Regions from separate parts of the Homo sapiens genome. Here all the other regions are linked to region 2. A link is a loop called in an ENCODE intact Hi-C map of the cell type or tissue named here. Cell type or tissue: PC-3. All regions are shown on one strand.

What was found. A loop is a pair of places that touch in the nucleus more often than their neighbours do. Peaks named below come from ENCODE experiments on the same cell type or tissue, not always from the same donor. Only the 100,000 strongest peaks of a DNase experiment are listed, where the experiment ranks them.
Region 1: a loop joins it to region 2, with 5 times the contacts of the local background. A loop is called at or near these places in 2 of 110 quality-filtered maps.
Region 3: a loop joins it to region 2, with 6 times the contacts of the local background. A loop is called at or near these places in 7 of 110 quality-filtered maps.

The regions. Positions count from the first base shown.
Region 1 is chr14:53,388,113-53,396,112 of GRCh38, reverse strand. The region is part of intron 2 of LOC105370504 (a long non-coding RNA gene); the gene reads right to left. Among named protein-coding and RNA genes, the nearest start is that of DDHD1-DT, 240 kb to the right of the region's middle. RefSeq lists an enhancer at 3,413-4,612. In PC-3, no CTCF peak of the experiment used is centred here; DNase peaks (open chromatin) are centred at 4,242 and 4,752; H3K27ac peaks cover 1,202 bases.
Region 2 is chr14:53,302,881-53,310,880 of GRCh38, reverse strand. No RefSeq gene overlaps it. Among named protein-coding and RNA genes, the nearest start is that of DDHD1-DT, 150 kb to the right of the region's middle. RefSeq lists an enhancer at 4,336-4,630. In PC-3, CTCF peaks have their summits at 4,281 and 4,488 (motif pointing right); a DNase peak (open chromatin) is centred at 4,490; H3K4me3 peaks cover 1,086 bases.
Region 3 is chr14:53,530,167-53,538,166 of GRCh38, reverse strand. The region is part of intron 2 of LOC105370504 (a long non-coding RNA gene); the gene reads right to left. Among named protein-coding and RNA genes, the nearest start is that of LINC02331, 320 kb to the left of the region's middle. In PC-3, a CTCF peak has its summit at 234 (motif pointing right); a DNase peak (open chromatin) is centred at 3,106; H3K27ac peaks cover 3,078 bases.

The sequences.
Region 1 (8,000 bases), 85 kb before region 2:
ATCAATCACACTGTTGCGGGAAGTCAGGGACCCCAAACGGAGGGACTGGCTGGAGCCCCAGCAGAGGAACATAAATTGTGATGACTTCATTTTAATATGGACATATATCAGTTCCCAAAATTAATACTTTTATAATTTTTTACGCCTGTCTTTACTTCACTCTCTGAACATAAATTGTGAAGATTTCATTTTAATATGGACATTTATCAGTTCCCAAAATTAATACTTTTATAATTTATTATGCCTATCTTTAATCTCTTAATCCTGTTATCTTTGTAAGCAGGACCACTATTGTGTTAAACTGTACAAATTGATTGTAAAACGTGTGTTTGAACAGTATGAAATCAGTGCACCTTGAAAAAGAACAGAATAACAATGATTTTCAGGGAACGAGGGAAGACAATCATAAGGTCTGACTGCCTGTGGGGTCGGGCAGAATAGAGCCATATTTTTCTTCTTGCAGAGAGCCTATAAACAGATGTGCAAGTAGGGAAGATATCGCTGAATTCTTTTCCTAGCAAGGAATATTAATAATTAAGACCCTGGGAAAGGAATGCATTCCTGGGGGGAGGTCTACAAATGGCCGCTCTGGGAGTGTCTGTCTTATGCAGTTGAGATAAGGACTGAAATACGCCCTGCTCTCCTGCAGTATCCTCAGGCTTATCAGGGTGGGGAAGAAACCCCAACCTGGTAAATTTGAGGTCAGACTAGTTCTCTGCTCTCGAACCCTGTTTTCTGTTGTTTAAGATGTTTATCTCAAAATTTGCAAAGAAAAAAGTAAAGTGCAGTAAGACAAGGTATGTTTGTACTTCAAACCCTCCCATAGCTCCAGTTGCTGAACAACAGAATCCAACTCCTTGACCTGGCATAAAAGGCCATCATCTTCTACCTTTTCAGCTTAACTTTGGTGCTACAGCCACACCCACTGACTTGACCTTCCTCTAATGTGTGTAATCCCCTGCTTAGATTTTCCCTGGAACTACTCCTTCCCTCACCACTATCGGAAGCCCTCAGAGTCTGGACTTCTTATTCTGTATTCCGAGAGCAACTTACATCATTATCAGAATGTATTACAATTGTCTATCCATTTAGAATCTCTTCCCCACTATATTGCAAGCTCCCAAGTGCTATTTATTTATTAACCTCTAATAGCACTCTGTCATCATATGTTTAACGGAAGAATGGCAGGTGTGAGAGACAGACTGGATAGTTTGGAACTGGAAAGGAATTTGTACTTTGTATTTTCTAATAAGCAAATGGTGTTATGTAAAATACTAGTCCCTGACACAGATTAGGCATGGAAGGTTTAACTGGAGTAGAACCATAGGAACCAAGTGGTTCAGGACTTAGATCCCATCATTGTTACTGAAGAAAAATTTGGGGAATGAGAGGAAGCCTACCCTCAGGCTTATTAGGGTGGGGAAGAAACCCCACCCTGGTAAATTTGAGGTCAGACTAGTTCTCTGCTCTTGAACCCTGTTTTCTGTTGTTTAAGATGTTTATCAAGACAATACGTGCATAGCTGAACATAGACCCTTATCAGGAGTTTTTGATTTCGCCCTTTGCCTTGTGATCTTTGCTTTGCCCTTTGCCTTGTGATCTTTATTGGCATGTGATCTTCGTTCTCCTTTTTGCTCTTTGATGCATGTGATCTTTGTGACCTACTCCTTGTTCATACACCCCCTCCCCTTTTAAAGTCCTTAATAAAAACATGCTGGTTTTGCGGCTCAGGTGGGCATCACAGTCCTCCCGATATGTGATATCATCCCTGGTGGCCCAACTGTAAAATTCCTCTCTTTGTACTCTTTCTCTTTATTACTCAGCTGGCTGACACTTAGGGAAAATAGAAAGAACCTATGGTGAAATATTGGGGGCAGGTTCCCCGATATCACACATCACCATAATAGATGTAAAAATAATGAAAAAGTTTGAAATTTTGCAAGAATTACTAAATGTGGCACAGAGACAGGAATTGAGCACAGACTGTTGGAAAAATGATGGTGATATGCTTGCTTGACACAGAAGTGCCATAAACCTTCAATTTGTTAAAAAAAAAAAAAAAAAAAAAAAAAAAAAAGGAGGTCATGAGAATCGCTTGAACCCAGGAGGTGGAGGTTGCAGTGAGCTGAGATCATGCCACTGCACTCCAGCCTGGGCAACAGAATGAGACTCTGTCTCAAAAAAAAAAAAAAAAAAAAAAAAAGGTAATTATCATCACAGAAGGCTTTGAACAGGAAATAGTGTAGTGCCCAATCCTGGGGAGAAATTGGTAAGGCAGGCCTGGTGGGACTAGGATTCTCAACAGGTGATCAGGAATGGGAATCAGGCACACGGAAACAAGGTGAATTTTATTTCATTATCGAGGCTAAGGGGAAGCCTGGAGTCAGGGATGCAACTGAACTGAGAGAAAAGTCAAAGTCAGAGCCCCAGCAATATTGAAGCTAAGTTATGAGCATCTTGCTAGGGCCCCTGGAAATCCCAACAAGGACAGGATTGCTCCAGCATCTAAGGCAGAGCAGAGTTGAGGCTAATAAGTTCTCTGAGCAGGAGGAGCAGACTTGTGGTCAGGCACTAGGGCAAGCCATGGCTATATCCATAGGATACTACATTTAGGAAATGTGAACATCCTGGTTTTTTTTTTTTTTTGACACAGAGTCTTTCTCCATCGCCCAGGCTGGAGTGCAGTGGCACTATCTTGGCTCACTGCAAGCTCCACCTCCTGGGTTCAGCCATTCTCCTGCCTCAGTAGCTGGGACTACAGACAAGCACCACCACGCCTGGCTAATTTTTATATTTTTAGTAGAGACGGGGTTTCACCATGTTAGCCAGGATGGTCTTGATCTCCTGACCTCATGAGCCGCCCACCTCGGCCTCTCAAAGTGCTGGAATTACAGGCATGAGCCACCGCGCCCGGCCGGAAATGTGAACATCCTTTTATGAGTGCAGGCCCAATTTTTTTACTTATGGTAAGATACTTACCTGTTGGCACTTTTTCTAATGACACCTTATGTATTCCAAGGAAACAGAGGTTTCCCTCCTTCACACTACAGCCAGTTAAGAGAACTAAAAACAGGTTTAAAAATGTTGGGCTTGTTTACATCTTAGTTAAAAAACTGAGAAATACAATTCTGGCAAAACAGTCATTATTGCTGGATTCCTTCAAGAAGTTGAAAATCAAAAGCTTTCAGAGCAGAATGTGAGCACTCTGCACCCAGTCACTTTGTGCTCCAGGTTTAGGCAGTGGTGACTCAGGTCAATGTAGGAGACCAAGGAAGGTCATCTGGAGGTCAGGGAGGCAAGCTTAGAAGGTCCCACTTTACATGTGGAGGCTCAGGTCAGATTTTTTTAAAAAAAAACAAAAGGAGTTTTGAGGCTAAGTTTTTAAATGACCCATTACACATTTCTTCTTTTACAGATGCATAATAAATTGAGGCACAGAGAAGTTACATAAAATTCCAAAATCATACCCCTAGTTGGTAGCAAAGATTTGATGACACAAAGGGAGATCAAGTCAAAAACTATTCAGACATTCTCTAGGAGCTTTTGGTCTATGAGTGGAAAATCAATGTTCCATGTTCCAATATCCACCTGCAGAAAATTCAGAGTGGTATATAAGTATTAAACAAAGCCATGACTGGATAGGTATATACATCCATACAGACTCACATCAATATTTTCAGCTTCATATATTGAAAAAAGTCTCAAAAACAATGTGATAATTTATAATATGTAATTTATAAAATTTAGAAGTTGCTTTAGCTAAGCAGACCAGTGAGGGTACAGTCCAGAAAACAAAAGCCATTCTGTATCTTTGAAACAAAAGTGTATTTGGTACAGAGAACTGGTTTCACAGATTATTAAAAAAAGAGGAAAAAAGCTGAGAATCCTAACAAATAGTGCAACTTCCCCCAGATGAGCAATTGTAAGAAGTCATGGCCACTCTTTGGGCTGGAGGGTAAGCAGGAGAGTTGGTGTCCCTACAGCTAGGCCAGGAAGGGAGTTTCCAGCAAGGGGCCAGGCCTGCAGAGGAAGAAGCCATCTAGTGGGGCCTGAAGTCTTGGAAAAGACTCAGTCTCAACTCTATCCTCAAGAACCACAAAAAAAGGTAAGAGAAAGTCAACTTAAATTAGGAAATGACTCTTCTCCGACTCCACCCTATCTCTCCCTTTCTGTGTTTTGATTGCAATCCGATTCATCTTCACCCCCCGAGGTACTTCTCCCAAGGAAGGAAGCCACCCATTGATGCTGATCTGAGTCAATTGCTCTTATCCTTTGGGGTTAGGAATAGCTGCATGAGGAGTGAGCCATCACATGACAAAGTAATCCAGAGGAGTGTGGTTCCTGAGCATAATGAAAACGCCAAGGTTAAAGATGATGACTAACTGCAGTTAAATCACCTTCCAAGTTCTACTTTGCTTAATTAATCCTTTCTTCACTCTCTGGCATATAATGAATTCTTAAAGGAACATTTTAAACTTACACAGTCACCTCCCCCATTCAAGCCAGCAAAAGTATGATCCAGAAAGATAGGAAACAGAAAAATCGATTCTATTTACCAGTGAGGTGTTTTTGGAAACCCACTATTCTTCATACCTATTCCTTAGGGGACAGGGGGATACCAGAAAGAGTCTCTGCCCTTCTGTTAACCATCTGGGGGGAATATGCAACAAGGGAGCATGAATTCCCACTTTCAAGGTCACCCTGACACGTGGAGGTTTTCCAACATTTTGGAAGCTGACTCATTCCAGCACATTGCTTTGTTGTGGCATCAGCTGTCAGTGGGCGGGATGACAGGGGCAACCAAGACTGAGTATACATAGCCTGAGTCCCTAAATTAAGAGGCTTCTATGTGCTATCTCATTTAATTTTTAGAATAATCATATGAAGACAGAACTTTTATCTCCTTATGAGGAAGAGATGGCTTAGGAAGCCCTAACATGTAGAATTTAAATTCTCCTTCCTTCCAGTTCGCACTCCCACATGGACACACAGGCCACCCCTAATCCATCCCTCTCCCCTCATTCATTCATTCATCCATTCTTTCACTTAATGAACAGTTATTGGCTGGGCATGATGGCTGACACCTCTAATCCCAGCCGAGGCTGGAGGACTGCTTGAGCACAGGAGTTTGAGACCAGCCTGGATAACATAGCAACACCTCATGTCTACTAAAAATATTTTTAAAATTAGGCAAGCATGATGACATGCGCTTGCAGTCCCAGGTGCTTGGAAAGCTGAGGTGGGAGGATTGCTTGAGCCCAGGAGTTAGAGGTTGCAGTGAGTTATGATCACACCACTGCACTCCAGCCTGGGCAACAGAGCAAGATCCTGTCTAAAAAAAAAACCCAAAAAACAAACAAACAAAAAAAAAGACTATTGATCACCTACTATGTGCCAGACACTAGAGATAAAGCAGAGAATAAAAAAAGAAAAAATTCCCACTCTCATGGAGTTTGTATTCTAGTCTAGGATGACAGCAAAAAAAAAAAAATCAAAATATATAGTTTATCCAATGATACTATGGGGTTATGAAAAAAACAACAATAATGTAAGGAAAGGTCATATATTTTCCTAGGATGAGAACACTGCCATTTTTTAAGAGGTCAAGGAAAGCTTTTTTGTAAAGATGAACTATTGAGGAAAGCTCTAAAGTAGGTGAGAGTGGGAGCCATACAAATATCTTAGGAAAGAGCATTCTAGCCAGAAGGAACAGCAAGTGCAGAGGCCCTCGGGTTGGAACATGCCTTGTAACGTGCTCCACGAATAGCAAAGGGCTTGTGGTAGCTGAAGTGGAGTGAGGGTAAGAAAGAAATAGTGGGAGATGCGCTCAGAAATGTGAGAGAGATGAGATTTCGTAGGGCCTTCTGGGCTTTTTTTAAGAACTCTGGCATTTACTCTGAGTAAGATGGGAAACCAGTAGAGCAGAAGACTGACATGCTCTGACTTGCTTTTTAAAAAGGATTGCTCTGTCTGTTGGATGGAGAAAGGAATGGAGGGGTACAAGTGCAAAAGCAAGGAAACCAATTGCAATAATCCAGAGGAGAGATGGAGTTGGAGGCGATAAAAGGTCAGATTCTGCATATATTCGAGACAAATTTTTAAGATCCTCCAGAGTACAAATGTATGGCCATTCATTCTCTTTCCCTGAGTCTTTAGGGTAAATCTGCGATGTTCATAAATCCAAGATCCAGGAACTTGGAGCAGTGAGGAGCTCAGTTACCAAAGCTTGGATTTGGTTAGTGTCTTTCATGGATTTTAAAGAAACTGAAGCAGGGAGTAAGTTTAATGAAAAGGAAAGGATATAAGTGGTTAATATTGGTCAGGATAAGGAACCGCAGCAGCAATATCAATATACTGAGTTCCTAATATGTTTTTTGTTGTTTTTATTTGTTTGTTTGTTTGAGATGCAGTTTCACTCTGTCACCCAGGCAGGAGTGCAATGGTGCGGTCTTGGCTCACTGCAACCTCTGCCTCCCGGGTTCAAGTGATTCTCCTGCCTCAGCCTCCCAAGTAGGATTACAAGTGGGATTACAGGTGCCCACCACTTAATGTGTTAAGTCCCTATATGTAAGAGGTTTCTGTATACTATCTCATTTAATCCTTAAAACAATCATCTAAAGACAGAACTTATTTTATGGGGAAGCAACAGCTCAGGAAGGCTTAGTAACTCGGTCTGAGTCACATGATTAATACAAGGCTAAGCTGAAACTTAAGTCTGGCTCACTTCTCTCTAAAGTCTGTGGCATTTCCTCTACACTACAATTATTCATTCACTCAATGAATGTTTATTAAATCCCTAGTGCAGCTGCATAAGACACAGACATGAGCTAGATAGGACACCTGCCCTCAATAAACTTCTAACTATAAATGTGGCACTGATGCTTAGAAAAGAAGCTGTTTCTGGAAAATATAGTTTTCTTCCTTTCATTCATTGAACAAATATTTATTGAGTGCCTACTAAGTACTGGCATAAAAGTCTTTCTCTCCCGAAGCTTACATTGTGGTAGGGGGATCCAGACAACAAACAAAAATGTAAAACCCCTCAGGCAGGGATGCATACTATAGAGAGAAATAAAGTCGGGCTGCAGAGCTCTCATTATTCTATATGGATTGGTCAGGGATGCTTCCTCTGCTAGGATCATGTGTAAGGAAGGACCTAAAAAAATTGATGGAGCATGGCATGCAAATATCTCAGTAGAGAGCCTTCCTGCCAGAAGGAAGAGCTACTGTAAAAGCCCTGGGTACTCCGGGAAGAGCAAGAAAGCACCATGGCAGGAGTGGCAGGAGCAAGGGAGACGGTGATAGGAGACAAGGTCAGAAAGGTGGTAGTGGATGGCCCAGCAAAGAGATCAACTAGAAGGCTATTGCCATAATTCAGGAGAAAAATTATGAGAACTTAGACCATATTAGAAGGAGTGGCCATAGTGAGGAGTAAAAAGATTTGGGTTATATTTTGAAAGTTGGGGATTTGCTGACAGATTTTATATGGAGTGTAAGAGAAAAAAATTTGACCTCAGCTACAGGAAGCACAGAGTTGTATATTTGGAGTTAGGGAAGGCTACAGGAAAAACTGATTTGGGAGGGAATGAAGACAAATTAAGTTTTAGTTGTTGGACGGGGGTTGATGCGTTAGTCTGGAGTGTGAGGGAGAGGAGCAGGCTGAAGATGTAAGTGTAAGTGTATACCTGGTATTTACACCTCTGAGTCCAGATAAAATCACCTAGGGAGAAAGCACAGCTGGAGAACGGGACATCTGAGCCTGGGGACTCTCCAACCTTGAGATGAAAAGGAGGCAGCAGAAAAATCCTAACACCATACCTACCTAAGTGAGAATCTTGGGAGTTTGAGTTTAGATATCTGTATTTTTAACAAGCTCCCCCAGCCATGGTAATGCACAGTTGAGCTTGGGAACAACTGAAAAACTGAGACCTGCACTCAATGGTTCACCTTCTTGTCATAATTTAGTAAAGTACTTTTAATTGTTTGTGTTACTAATTTTA
Region 2 (8,000 bases):
TTGTTTGTGTCATCTATGATTTCTTTCAGCAGTGTTTTGTAGGTTTCCTTGTAGACATCTTTTGCCTCTTTGGTTAGGTATATTCCTAAGTACTTTATTTTTCTTCACAGCTGTTGTAAAAGGGGTTGAGTTCTTGATTTGATTCTCAGCTTGATCGTTGTTGGTGTATAGCGGTGCTACTGATTTGTGTACATTGATTTTGTATGCTGAAACTTTATTGAATTCATATATCAGACCTAGGAGCTTTTTGAGTGAGTCTTTGGGGTTTTCTAGGTATATAATTATGTCATCAAAGAACAGTGACAGTTTCACTTCCTCTTTACCTATTTGGATGTCCTTTATGTGTTTCTCTTGTCTAATTGCTCTGGCTAGGACTTCCAGTACAATGTTGAATAGCAGTGGTGAAACTGGGCATCCTTGTCTTATTCCAGTTCTCAAGAAGAATGCTTCCAACTTTTCCCCATTCAGTATAATGTTGGCCGTGTGTTTGTCCTAGATGGCTTTTATTACCTTAAGGTATGTTTCTTATATGCCGATTTTGCTGATTTTAATCACAAAGCGATGCTGGATTTTGCCAAATGCTTTTTCTGCATCTGTTGAGATGATCATATAATTTTTGTTTTTAATTCTGTTTATGTGATGTATCACATTTATTGATTTGCACATGTTAAACCATCCCTGGTATGAAACCCACTTGATCACGGTGTATTATCTTTTTGATATGCTGTTGAATTTGGTTAGCTAGTATCTTGTGGAGGATTTTTGCATCTGTTTTTATCAGGGATATTGGTCTGTAGTTTTCCTTTTTTTGTTATGTCCTTTCCTGGTTTTGGTATTAGGGTGATGTATTGGTCTGTTTCCATGCTGCTGATAAAGACATACCTGAGACTGGGCAATTTACAAAATAAACAGGTTTAATGGACTACAGTTCCACATGGCTGGGTAGGCCTCACAATCATGGTGGAAGGCAAGGAGGAGCAAGTCATGTCTTAAATGGATGGCAGCAGGGAAAGAGAACTTGTGCAGGGAAACCTCTTTCCCATGTGAAAGACCTACCCCATGATTCAATTACTTCCCACCAGGTCCTCCCACAACACATGGGAATTCAAGATGAGATTTGGGTGGCAACACAGCCAAACCATATCATTTCACCCCTGGCCCCTCCCAAATCTCATGTCCTCACATTTCAAGACCAATGATGGCTTCCCAACAGTCCCCTAAAGTCTTAACTCATTTCAGCATTAACTCAAAAGTCCACAGTCAAAAGTCTCATCTGAGAAAAGGCAAGTCCCTTCCACCTATAAGCTTGTAAAATTAAAAGCATGTTAATTACTTCCTAGATACAACAGGGGTACAGGCATTGGGCAAATACAGCCATTCCAAGTGGGAAAGATTGACCAAAACAATGTTAACAGATGTTGGCACGGATGTGGTGAAAAGGCAACACTTTTATACTTCTGGTGGGTATGTAAACTGGTACAAACACTATCGAAAATAGTATGGGGATTCCTTAAAGAACTAAAAGTAGAACTACAATTTGATCCAGCAGTCCCACTACTGGGTATCTACCCAGAGGAAAATAAGTTATTATATGAAAAAACACACTTGCACACACGTTTATAGCAGCACAATTCTCAATTGCAAAAACATGAAAGCAACCAACAAGTGGATAAAGAAAATGTGAGATACATACATACACACACACACACACACACACACACACACACACCATGGAATACTACTGAGCCATAAAAAGGAATGAAATAATGGCATTTGTAGCAACCTGGATGGAGTTGGAGACCATTATTCTAAATGAAGTAACTCGGAAATGGAAAACCAAAAGTCACATGTTTTCATTTATAAGTGGAAGCTAAGCTATGAGGACCCAAACACCTAAGAATAAAATAATGGATTCTGGGGACTCAGGGTGAAGCGTGGGAGGGGGGTAAGGGATAAAAGACTACAAATAGGGTGCAGTGTACACTGCTCAGGTGTACCAAAATCTCAGAATCACCACTGAAGAACTTTTCCATGCAACCAAACACCACCTGTTCCCCAAAAAAAACTATTGAAATTAATTAAATAAATAAATAAATAAATACCTATAGAAGCCCTAAAAACTAAAAGGTTACAAGACTACTACTTCCCATATATACAATGTTAACACATAAAATCGGTATAAAGAAATTAATAAAGGTAATTTTTCTCAGAATGACCATTTTGATAAGTTTTTTCATATATCAAATTATTTCCAAAATATTTTTGGTACCACTGCTTGAGTACAGGCTTAATCTGCCTACTTGATAACCCAATATTATATATACAGGTAGGCAGATGAATGAAAAGAATGAAAAAAGAGGTAGATGAGAGATAGACATATAGATGAATAGGGGCTATATTTTAACTGCTCACATAATATTTCAAAGTCTATTTAAATGAAGATACGAGATTAATTAGAATGTTATCTATATTCCTCAAAAATGACTCTTCTTCTTGCAAAGGTAGATTATGGTATTCTAAAACTTAAAAGGACTACAGAAATCATCATGCCAACCACTTTCCAGATGAGGAAACTTAGGCTAAAAAGATAAAAGCCAGGATCACACAGTTGGTGAGTGCCAGAATGAAACCAGATCCTAAATGTCCTGCTATCTAGCAAAGCAGTTCTCTACAATACAATCCCACCTTCCTTGATAATACTAAGTTGCTTAGCAAACAAGATCTTCATAAATGTTGCAAGGATAAATTTCCTTTCAGTCTGCCCGAAGCAAATAACCACAATTTGCTTAGTATTAGTAAAACTCAGATCATCTAGGCATTGTCACCCCTTCAAGTTGCCCTCAGAGTGGGACAGTCAACTTGGAACAAAGTTTGACTTAACACAAGTTTCCCAGGTCTGAGAAATATGGCAAGAGGTGGGATTTATTGTTGTTGTTGCTTATCAAAACAGTGAGAAATGGCATGTTAATCAGCGAAGGACAAATTGTGGCTGTCATTTCCTTTTTCTCTAAAAGGTAAATATGTATAGACTGCAAATCATGTCCAGGAGAACTTATTTCTCACATCCCCATCCATCAGTTTGCTCTCAACTGCTCTCAACAAAGTGAGGAACCAGCTTTAAAATAGCTCTGAAATGGAAGGCTACTCTAGGTATGAAATATCCCATGGACCAAACCCAATAATCTCACTTCTCTTGAGTGCTCTCTTATTCTGACATCCAGCATGGTCACAAATAGCTTTTAAAACTGGACCAGGTACAGAAACCAGTCAAAGAAAATAAGAGGATAAAATTTGGAGAAGCCCGTCATGGATTTTAGCTTCCAAGCATATCACCAAAACTGTAATGTTCAACAACTTAAGCAGACATTCTCAGTGACTTCAGTTGACTTCAATGAATTCTGTTTCAGTCCATTTACCACAAAACAGTATGCCAAGGAAGGGACCCCACAGAGAGGAACTTCTCCTATCTAGTCATACCCTACCAACTCAGGTCTGAGGTCCTGATACTAAAAAGCTAAGTAACAAAGAAAATAATTTTTGTGCCTCTGAAGCCATTTTTCGAGGTGAGATGTTTCGCTCCTAGCCAAGCAAAGCTGCAGAATCTGTAGAATGTTGTCTTGCTCCCTCCTTGTCACCAGCCTGCCCTTTAACCCACCACTGAATGCCCTTTTTCTGCTCCAAGACAGCTATTGAATCACCACATTATACTCCCTGACCCTGCGGGGCCATGGTACAATATCAGAATGTCAAACTGGGTCTGAAAAGGGCTTTGTGTGGGATGAGACAAGACTCTAAGGATAGTAGAGCTGCTGAATCACTCAGGATCTGACCACAAATAGTGCTACGCTAAGCTTGCTGGGTAAAACTGCTGCCAGAAGCCCCTGTTAAATTTCTGGGCTAATTATGGAGGGTGGGAGGGTGACCTTGGAGGCAAGTTGTACTTAACACAGAGACCAGGAAGCCTAAGGGAAGAAACCCAAGTTGTACATCCTCATAAATACAATTTAAAATTCTCTAATTTAATAAAAGCATGCGATCCTACGACAAGGTAGTTTTCCTTAGGAGCAGGTGCACTGCAATTTTTTTTTTAATTTTCATATTAAATCTTCAGAGAGTTACACGGTAGATGGCAGCCTGGAAATACGCTGATGTATCCTGGCAGAATTTCAGACATAATGATTTTTTTTTCCTCTGTAAATCTTCCATCAGTGGGAAGGAAAGCCCTGCCAAAACTGAGAAACCCAAGCTGGAGGCAGCGAGGCTCCCACTCAGAGCACGGCGACATGCCAAGGCTTTCAAGGCCAAATCGGAAACAACCACGTTGAGTTCATTAAAACGACTGAATGATCAAAGTCATGCAAGCCTTCACAAAGGCAAAAATTAATCTGTTTAATACTTGGCTAAATTCTCAAGTGCTAAAGTAAATTTGAAACGAAATTCATCAAACTCCCCCTCTTCCTGTGGAAAAATCCTTTGAGTTCCTCAGAGTGCCCAGCAGATGGCAGAAGCGGTCTTTGTTTCAATCCATGGGCCTCAGCTACCGCGCCATGCCCAAAATTAACGGGAATAGGTACACCTGGGTATAGTTGTATATCTGAATGTGAAAATACACTTTCAGGATATCAGGAATTATATTCCAGTATGGCTAGGGTTATTCTCAGTTATCAATCTCGAGGGAGGAAACGTCCCCAGGAAGTGGTACCAAAAGATGACTCTTGCACATCAATGAAAAGGCCTGTGGAAGGACGACAGTCCAACTACTGGAACCCTGTTTTTATATCTCTCAGGAGCCTCCCACCATGCCCACCCCTCATCTCCCTCCCATTTCCTACTCCTTAAAGACTTGCATACACATTCCTGAGTCTTCAGCAACCTGTGTCCTCGCCACCCAGGTGAAGAAGCTGGGTATGTGCAGGATATTCCCTACTGCAACAATGCCTCCTCAGCCTGCCTCCTCTGCCCAGGTCAGCCTCCACAACCAGAGGTTCTGGGAATTAGGTTCCACTGTCCTGAGCATTATGAATATTGATTCCTGTTGGACAAACTGCAGCTAGTCTAGGATCTCAGATTCCTCCATTTCCCGGGAGGGCAACATATAAAATATTAATACATTTCATCATGAGAAACAAAACTCATTAAAACTACATACATATTCATGAAAATTCTTTCACTGTTTATTTCATGAAATGAAAACATTTTTTCCAACCAGATCAAGGGAGGGAAGAAAATGTTTTCTATAGGTCCAATTTTATACACTCTGGTATGAAATGAATCAATAGTAGCTAGGAGGAGAAAAATCAAAGATTTCCTTTTCAACAGCAATAAATCCAGTCAAATCCTATTTGGTATGGCACTTGCCATAGCTTGTAAAATCTGAAGTTGCTAAATTATGTATTTCAATAGTAATTCCTTACAAATTAATAGGAAGTGCTAAATTAGGACAAGTGGCCTCCAATTGGATCCAGATGCTCAATCCTAGACTAGGTAGAAAGTGTGAAAAATTAGGAACTGTACTGATTCTTTCTCTGAGTTTGTTGAAGGAGCCAAGTTCTTCCAGCATGGAATGTAAACACTTGGGAAGGTAGCCTAAGAGAAGCATGTGTTACGTGGCAGCCTGAGTCCCAGCTGTGTTTACACTGAGATTCCAAAATATCTGAGCCTGGAAGGACAGCTGTGGTGTAAGGAGGAACAGAGGAGCCTCCTGGGACAGAATGACCCCAAAGGGAAAGAGAGAAGCTGGTTCAAAACCAATGGGCCAGGGTTCAAGGGGTGGTGTGGTCATTAACAAAGCAGGGTGACCATCGCTCAGCTTATCCAGGAGACTCACATCCAAGTCCCAAGGGTGATGATGGAGAAAATGCTGAAACCTGTTGACATTATTGGCCCCCCTCATGCTGCTGGCTGTGTTGATGGTGGTGGAAACAATAAAAACAGCACTGGCCTTGGGCAGCCGTAGGGCTGACATCACCATCCTCAATCTTGGAGACTGGCAGCATCCACAGAGAGAGGGTGCCTTTGGGAGGCATCTGTGACACTGCTGCTGCATCTGCCATTCATGAAGAAGAGGCCCCAGCTGCAAATGAAGCCAGCATTTAATGACCCAGTATCAGAAGAAGAAAAATCACAGACCTCCTGCTGTGACAAAAACAACTAGTTCTCAGAGAACTGGCTGCGGTAGTGGAATAAAGACCCCCCAAAGATGCCCACGTCCTAAACCCCAGAAGCTGTGAGTGCATTACCTTACAGGGCAAAAGGGACATTGTAGATGTGATTAAGGACGTTGAGATGGGGACATTATCCTGGATTATGTGGTGGGCCCAAGACAATCAATCACAGGGTCCTTAGAAAAGGGAGGAAGGAGAGTCAGAATCAGAGAAGAAGATACAACAACAGAAGCAGTGGTCAGAGAGAGATACAAAGATGCTGCACTGCTGGCTTTAAAGATAAAGAAAGAGGCCTCAAGCTAAGAAATGTAGGAAGTCTTCAGAAGCTGGAAAAGGCAACGAAATGGGTTTTCCCGTGGAGCTTCCCAAGGCAGCATGGCTCTGCCGACCCATTTTAGACTTACAGCCCCCAGAACTATATAAGATAAGTGTGTGTGGTTTTAAGCCACTAAGACTGTGGTAATGTGTTACAGCAGAAATTGGAAAATAATACACTGGTGATATACTCTTTTGAGGGCTTTCAGAACCATTTGTGAGGATAAGGAGGCTCAAATTCCCACAGTACAAGGGGAAACAGAGCCAGAATGTGTGGGGGCGTTCTCCTCCACAGTTTGTGCGTGTGGGGGAGGCAGGTTAGTGTAGGGTAGACTAGGTCCATGGGTCTGCTTTATGGACCAAGCTCTCACGTTGAACCTTCATTCAAATCAGCAGCATCTGTTTTCTACAACACACATCACTTTGCTCTCCTTCCATATCTTCAAGAACTTCTAAGAGGCAAGTTGTGCCATAAGTACTTCAAAGGATACTACGTGTCCCATGTCTTTTTTTTTTTCTGTGAGACGGAGTCTTGCTCTGTTGCTCAGGCTGGAGTGCAATGACCCAATCTCCACACACTACAACCTCCATCTCCCAAGTTCAAGCAATTCTCCTGCCTCAGCCTCCCGAGTAGCATGCACCATCATATCCAGCTAATTTTTATATTTTCAGTAGAGACAGGGTTTTGCCATGTTGGCCAGGCTGGTCTTGAACTCCTGATCTCAGGTGATCTGCCCATCTCAGCCTCCCAAAGTGCTGGGATTATAGGCATGAGCTGCTGCTCCTTATCCCAAGTCATTTAATATCCTAAGGCCAAAGCTCATCCTTAACTTTTGGAGACTAATTACTCAAAATTTCTCAATCATTTTCTCTAGATTTTAGTTCAGTCCTTAAAATCATTCTGCTGATGGAAAAACTGGAAACTCTAAAAAGCAGAACACCTCTCCTCCTCCAAAGGAACGCAGTTCCTCACCAGCAACGGAACAAAGCTGGATGGAAAATGACTTTGACGAGTTGAGAGAAGAAGGCTTCAGACGATCAAACTACTCCGAGCTACAGGAGGAAATTAAAACCAAAGGCAAAGAAGTTAAAAACTTTGAAAAAAATTTAGACGAATGTATAACTAGAATAACCAATACAGAGAAGTGCTTAAAGGAGGTGATGCAGCTGAAAGCCAAGGCTCGAGAACTACGTGAAGAATGCAGAAGCCTCAGGAGCCGATGGAATCAACTGGAAGAAAGGGTATCAGTGATGGAAGATGAAATGAATGAAATGAAGCGAGAAGGGAAGTTTAGAGAAAAAAGAATAAAAAGAAACGAACAAAGCCTCCAAGAAATACGGGACTATGTGAAAAGACCAAATCTACGTCTGATTGGTGTACCTGAAAGTGACGGTGAGAATGCAACCAGGTTGGAAAACACTCTGCAGGATATCATCCAGGAGAACTTCCCCAATCTAGCAAGGCAGGCCAACATTCAGATTCAGGAAATACAGAGAATGCCACAAAGATACTCCTCAAGA
Region 3 (8,000 bases), 230 kb before region 2:
CTGTTTTCCAAAGAGCTTGGATTTGTTAGCATGAGAAATTCATTGCTCACAGTTGCTCCCCAGCTGTGGCACTAGTGAGTGTAGCCTCTTTGCCTTATTTATTTGGAGAAAACATGTCCTCTCTTGGAGGTTCTCTTATATAACTAGTCCTGGACACAGGCCGCTGTGCTTTTAATCCCAGGCCCATTAAGCTGCCTTGTTAGTGAAAGAACTCCTCCACATTTGAATTTCACAAGGTTGGGATGTCCACATGAGGGCAGAACTTGGCGATTCCCAAGGCACCAAGCTCTAAACCAGATGTCTAAGAAATAAGGGAAGTCTATTAACTTGGGCCTTAATTGGAGAGATAATCTAGGGACAGGTCTCAGTGGAGCTTTGGAGGCCAGGTGAAAAGCCTTCCCAGAAGGAAATGACCAGAGCAGAGCTGCTAGGAATTCCTCGCAGGGTCCACACTGCATTCAGAGCAGGAGCTATCAAAGAATGCTTTGTAGGTCTAAACCCTGGATCTTAAGGATAGCAGACAAGCATTCTTGTTGTTGCCAGATGAATGTGAATTCTTTAGAGCTTCCTATCTCTCCACCCATCCCAAAAAATGTACAATAAATTGCTATCTGTCTTATTCCATCTAGACTTGCAGAAACCAGATAGGGGCAGCTGCTTAGATGACCCTTGGCTTCTGAACTCTAGAAGAAAAGCATTGTGAAAGCTGGGACATGGGAAAGGAAAAGAACTTGGCTTTGCTTTAATTTAGACACTGAGGATTTTTTCTTTAAAATCTGGGGAAAAAACCGTAGAAATCAAAACTTTAATGAAAGAATTATAGAATTTATTCAGTGTCTTAATATGGAAAACACTGTGACCAGCATTCCCCACAAAAGAGGGGAAACTGCCTTTTTTCCCAATGTTTGGATTACATGACAGGAGGTGGGCAGAACAATGAATAAGAACCAGAGCTTTGAGTGAGAAAGTTCTGGATTCCACTATTACCTAGGTGGGTAATGTTGGGGAAGTTATTTAAATTCTGTAAACTCCAGTTTTCTAATCTGTAAAATAGGGATAATAATAGTTCTGACCTCAGATTGTTGTAAGGATTAAATGACACAGTGCACCTAAGAAGACACAGAACCTAGGATCTGGCACTCTTCAGTCATTGCTGGCAGTGTCTTTTACAATTAAGCCATCAACTGTGACTAGAAAGTCCTCGAATTTAAAGCCAATCTTGACAAGACTCTGTGTGACCTAGAACAATTTTTTTCCCATTCCTTTGGTTCATTGGGATGAATAATAGAGTGGATGAAATGTTCCTTGTTTCCAATCTGTATGAGATTAAAGTAATCATTTCGATGGGAAAAGGCTATGCCCCAGAAACAGGTGCCTTTATTCTATTCTTATTCTGCACTGTACAGACAACCTCCTGACCAAAGAAAAATTGCAAACTCCATGGCCTCAGCACTAACTGAGACATATGGGAGAAGGGGCACGTGAGTAGACACACTGGGTACAGGCCATCTGGTCCCCAAGCAGAGAAAGCCTGGTTGAACCAAACTCAGAAGTAGGCTTGAGCAGAGTTTCTCAACTGCCATGCTCCTCCCATTCTGCACACTGGTATGCCTCAGATGGAGTGAGCCACAGCAGGAAGAAGAGGGGGCTGCCCAGGTGCAAAGCCAATGAGGCATGGACTTCAGGCACAAAACTTAAGAGGGCACCAAAAAACTCAGTAATCAAATAATATTTCAATACCGTACTTCAAAGGAAAATTTAATGTATAAAACCCCAGGTTGAGCAAAATATAATTTTAAATAAAGACAAGATTGTAGGGTTCAGAAGCACTTCAGAAGACACGGGCTGGAACTAACTTGGGGCTGTTGTTGCAACAGAAAAGATCTAAGTCTGACTGAGCTAAATGGGGTGCTAGAAGTCCTCAATGGAAAAGCCCATATATGTCCAAGGTCTGTTTCTGAAGGCCTTGCCCCCAGAAAGCCTTGTTCCCATCATTGCTTTATAGTAGACACATGGAAAGCTCCCCACTCTGTCTGGGAGATAATCTGAGAAGTATGCTCTGTACTTCTCTGGGTTCATTCAAAGAGAATTTTTACTTCCAGGTTCAAAGAAAAAAAATTGCTTATCAAAGAGCTCAAGAGATTTCTTGAACCCAGATCTAGTGTTTACCATGCAATATTTTGATGAATGAGAGTTAAATGATTCCAAAATACACGGATTAAATTTCCCTAGAATATACACGGTTTTGGAAAATGAAAGGAAAATGGTACTTTGAGCAAAATACATTTTTGGCTCTGCTGAACCCCAAATATTAAAAAAAAGAATATAAAGTTTGCCAAACCCCAAGTGCTTCTGGGCTCACATATTCTGGCTCTCTCCTTGAGAACACCTTTCTACCATCATTTTCCCCAGGCAGCTCTACTCACAACAGGAAGTCTGTAACTCAATTTCCCTTTCGTAAATAAAGGCATCTTTAAATGGTATAGACCTGACATCCACATCGGAAGGCAAGAAAAATATGGCAAATACAGTTCTTTGGGGTCTTGTCATCCACACAGGATCATCATACAATTAGGCAGTAGGATGGCAGGTGCTAACCTTGGGGGGACTCTGATTAAACAAACAGCACCGATTTTCATGTAATGTTACACTCCAGCACAAGGCCTTGGGAAAAGAGCAATGGCATCACCAGGATCCTGAGTTCTTACCGAAATCTAAGTATACAGATGAACTGTGAGCGCTGGTCTATCCAAATTTAAATATACGCACAAAATGCTCTTTTGCATAGGGGTATAGTCCATCTCTGGAGTTGCAATGCTGTGGCCGGGGGACCAAAGCAAATGAACTAAGTTTTGATGAAAACCATAAAGTTACATTTGGGAAAAATGTCTCGTTACACATATGTGACCATGTTTTCCTAATTCTCCTAGAGCAGGATTTGGAACAGGTATACAACAGACAGAAATTTTGTTTCCGAGTCAGAGAACGCAAGGCAGCCAACAAGAGCTAAAGACTCGCAGTGTTCTCAGGTTTACAAATGGGTTAGCAGGGCACAGTTGAGGTGTTTCCGTTTGTGGGTTTGTTTGCTTCACTCATTGGCGTGAGAAGCCAGGCACATTTCTTCAACTTTGGAAGCCACGAAGGAGTCCTATTCATTGGGGCTTGTGAATCAACAAAGAGGAATGGCATTTAATATTTATATATGTCTCATGTAGCCATTAAAAATCTTTTATGAGTGTGAAGCCATTATTAAAGCAAGATGGGTTCTGGGTCATGGACCCTTTCATGGCATTCCCATAGTGCTAATGAGACAAATAATATCTCCTCACAGTACAATGGCTGCCTCTAGCACTGAATTCAGTGTGCCTAGTGCAGTTAAAAATTCTAAAGGAAAAAAATTTACCATTAGAATTACCCTACCCTAAGAACTTTTTCCTTTTCATTGCCTGAACAAACAATGCAGTTTCTAGCTCAATTAAAACTAGGTTGGTGCGTGTGTGTGTGTGTGTGTTAGAGGGGCTGAGTAGAGACTATAGACTAAAGATGGCCAAATACATGGATATTAATAACACACATGAATGTCTGTTATCCACTGGACCACATGAAGTGTATCCCCAGGAGATATTTACCTTCATATATTTACAGATGACATTATGTTGCACCCTGATCTAAGTCATCCACTACTTCTAGAACAGCTGAAGAGAAGACAGAAGAAGGAAAGAAAAATGATGACAAAAGCATGGAAAGCTAACAAAAGAGGATAAACATACTGCATAGGAGAAATATGTGAATGAACACTGATGCTTTAAATTTTATATAGCAACTTGTTTGGGAAGATCTGCCTTACTTATGAGTGATATCTTACACTTGCCAAAATAAAAGTTTTATGATAGCCCCTTGCCAAACCATATTCTACCAAGAGAAGCAACCACACAAATGAAGAGTAAGATATACATGTAAATGCTCTCAAACACACTTCTTCCCCTTTACCATAAAGAAGATAGAGTTCTACATTCAGCTGCCATCAGAACATGGCATTCCCTACCAAGAGTAATTTAATGGCAACCAGCACGCTATGCGAATGAAACACAAATGTCTAGTGGTTTCCAGATCATATATTCAGCACAAAACTTCATTATAGCTTATTTTTATATCACACATAACAACTTTTTAGTTCCGTATTCATTAAAATGAATTAATAATAAAGGACTATATAATAAGGACTTCTGAGTTCTGATATTAGTGGCATCTGATTTTTTTATGGACATTGGTAACAAGGAAGAAAACAATTTCCAGTGGTTTTTCAACTACAGACATTCAGTTTTTCAACTACAGACATGTAGTCAAGGCATTCACAAGACATTTTTATGATTGGGAAATGGTAGTGGGAGGGTAACAATTACATTGGATATCCTCCAGTTAACTTATCTTGGTTTCTGTAATACTATTATCCATAGTGTCACAATATTCAACATAAGTTCATCAGGCTTCACTGATGTTGTCAAGGCTCATTTGGCCATAAGGGGCAGAGGCAGTTCATTCAAGGTGCCCCAAGATAAGAGACATGGGTAAACCGAAATTGGAAGCGAAAGCAGTCAGGAACTGAGGTGGCTTTTGTGTGAGTCTGTGTATAAACTTGTATGCGTGTGTGTGTGTCTGTCTGTCTTTCTTCCTTTTTCTCACGAACTGCATGGAGCACTACTCACACCTTCTCAGTGCATCACTGCTTTGTTCTCCCTATTCTCTTGATCTTCATCCTCATAATTTCAGCCTGTCATTGCTGTCCTAGTTCCAAGTCTACTTTGTGGCCTTTCAAATCAGTTTCCAAAGCTAACCTGCCCAGTCTCTGAATTTCCCCAATTCTAAATTTCAACAGGAGAGCTAAGAGACAGAGAGAGAGAGTGTGTGTGTCTCATCTTTCCCACCCAGACGCCACTGCTGGTGGCCATCAGCAAGCCTAGGCTATCCTCGAATCACACGTGTCCCATCAATCCACCCAGGTCTCACCAGGCCATGGAGTGACTGATTTTGTAGGGGCCGTGAGGGGAGAGAACCAAGCCAGCTCACAACACGGCATGAAAATGGCTAAACATGATACCAGTAAGCCCCTCCCATCAGTGAGGACACAGGAGCAGACACAGAACATGTGGCAGCAGCTGTGCTTCCAACAATGGGAGACTCCATTTTCACTTCAATCTGGAAACAATTCAGAGGGAAAAGTCTTCTCTTCTCTATATATTTTTTATTACAAGAAAAAAATCTCACACTATGAGAGTGCACAGAAAAAAAAGAGAGAAGTCGCTCCCTGCTAATAAGTAGCTACAGGAAGCATTTTTCAGACTGAATAGATAAAGCAAGGTATTGTTGGAAATAAAATTGGTTAAAACTAAACAGCAACAATGACAACAAAACCACACCTCAAATAAACTTGGAGCAAATGCTCTCAGGGCCCTGATATGTGGAAATGACAATGCCAGAATAGTTCATGAAAGAATAAGTTCACTCAGAAGAGAAGCAATAGCCGCTAAAGGACCTAAAAGAAGAAATTTAATTTCAAGAAGATGCTGCTGTTAGTATCTGTCACCATTTTCAGTATCAGTTTTAATGTATTTTATTAGCTACTCTGGGGTTTTCAACAACCCTTAGTGAGAAGGGATTTAGAAAAGAAAGTTTAAACCCAGCTGTGTTCTTGCTGATCATTTGTTACCCATGATTATGCATACATTAACTAGATGTATAATAAACTATGCACAATTTTCAACCCATAGCAGAACTTACATGCACATCTCTCTTGTTCATTTAATCTGAAAATAGATACTTTTGTGACTGCTTATCTGAAGAGCTTTGAGCAAATAGGGAAACTGCACAGCAAGTCCGTTCATAGTTTTCTTTCAAAATGTTGTTTTAAGCAATTCCTAGTCCCTATTATCTTCTCACCCATCTCCCCACACATCTCAAACAAAGGAACAAAAATGACCAGAAATCTTGTTGTTCCCAATTCTGCTCCCAAACCACCATAGAACAAGAAGAAAGTGGGTTACCCAACTGACTCTAACAGAATATATGTCAATCCATTGTGGCTGTTTTTTTCATGACTTTAAAGATTGTGTTCAGTATAAATTCATTCAATAACGTCTGAAATCTTCCTTGATAGCATTGGAACTACAATTCTAAAGCTTTACAATGGTGGTGAGATAGCATGCCTGGATTATTTCCCCAGGGCCTAGTACAGTGTTTGACACAAGGTTATGATGCAATCAATATTTTTTGAATGACTCAATTAATTATTGATAGTAGGCAGGAATGGAGAAAAGGACAAAGGGAGGTAAGGGTCACTAATCACATTTATGCAGGATTTTCTTCCAATCCTGTTAAGTATTATACTAGCAGAAGCCAATCTGGGATGCTTTACTAAACACAGCTATTATATCATGCTAAATGACAGACAGATAACTTATAAGTTATTTCAATCTAAAAGCAAGACACAAAAATGGCAGTACTTCTTGTCCTCATTGTAGGCAGTGAGTAGTTCTGAGGCTCTAGAATCATTCTCAAACATGTCAGCCTTTACCAGTTGAAGTTTTGGAAATTACTCAGGTAACACTAAAAAGTGACTTGATACAGAATCAGAGATTTTAGAACTGAAAAATGATGGTGTTAATTAGGATTGATGACCCTGACCATCTGATTACTGTTTGTAATTTCATCATTTGAGTTGTAATTCACTGCCTATTAGCTCATATCAATGTCTGGTTATAAAAGTGTTCATAATGTTTACAATGAGAGGCCTTGGTGATTACAGTCCCATAAATGTGTGAATAATTGAGAGGTTATGCTGCAGCACACGCCTCATCAAGCTTCCTTTTCAAGTCTCAAGTACATATTTAAAGCTCAACACTAGAATTCAATTATACTTGAATTGCCAGCAAGAAAAAAAAGAGCTAAATTAACAAAGCTGTCAAAAACACTCTCTGCTTTAAACTTACTGGGACAACTGGACAATGGAAATAGTTCACCCATTTAAGGGTTGATTTCATCTGGTAAAGATTTATTGAGTTTCTTTCTTGGTCCCCAAGAAGATAGATGGAAAGTCAATCCTGATAAAATAGTTTGCAAAATTGACTGGATTGCTAGATGTATATAGCAGATTTGGTAAAATCAGTATAGAGAGAAGTGAACAGTTTATGTATGACCCAACAAGATCATGTTACAGTGGTCTCAATAAATTAGAATGGACCCAGCAATAAAATAATTTGGTACAGTGCGCACTATTCAAAGAGTACAATTAAGTACCTACCATCTCTGCTTTGACTCCACAAGGTAAGGGTCTGTAGTTTGGAAATGAAACTAACCCAACGCGTGTGAAAGAGTTCTATTCTTCTCCACTAATAAAAATACATTTCACGTAATACTCTTTTAAAGGATAATTCAAGTTTCTGGGATAACTCCAAACTGTTCTTAAATGAAAATGTCTTATAAAAAAAGTGTGATGAGATTTCAAAAATAATTACCACCAAAATTCAGACTTGATTAAAACTCTAAGTTGTATTTATTTTTAATATGACATATTTTGTAAGCTGTACAATGGGCCAAGCGAAGATAATCTTGGACTACTCCTTTTATGCTAGGTTTTTTTTAACTTAACCCTTTTTTTCTTTTGAGACAGAGTCTCACTCTGTCGCCCAGGCTGGAGTACAGTGGTATGGTCTTGGCTCACTCCAACCTCCACCTACTGGATTCAAGGGATCCTCCTGCCTCAGCCCCCGGAGTAGCCAGGACTACAGGAGCATGCCACCACACACAGCTAATTTTTGTATTTTTGTAGAGATGGGGTTTCTCCATGTTGGCAAGGCTGGTCTCAAACTCCTGGGGTCAAGTGACCTGCCTGCCTCAGCCTCCCAAAGTGCTGGGATTACAGGTGTGAGCCACTGCACCTGGCCAATTTAAATCATATTTGAAACACCATCCACAGACACACTTGATAAATACCTTATTCTGAA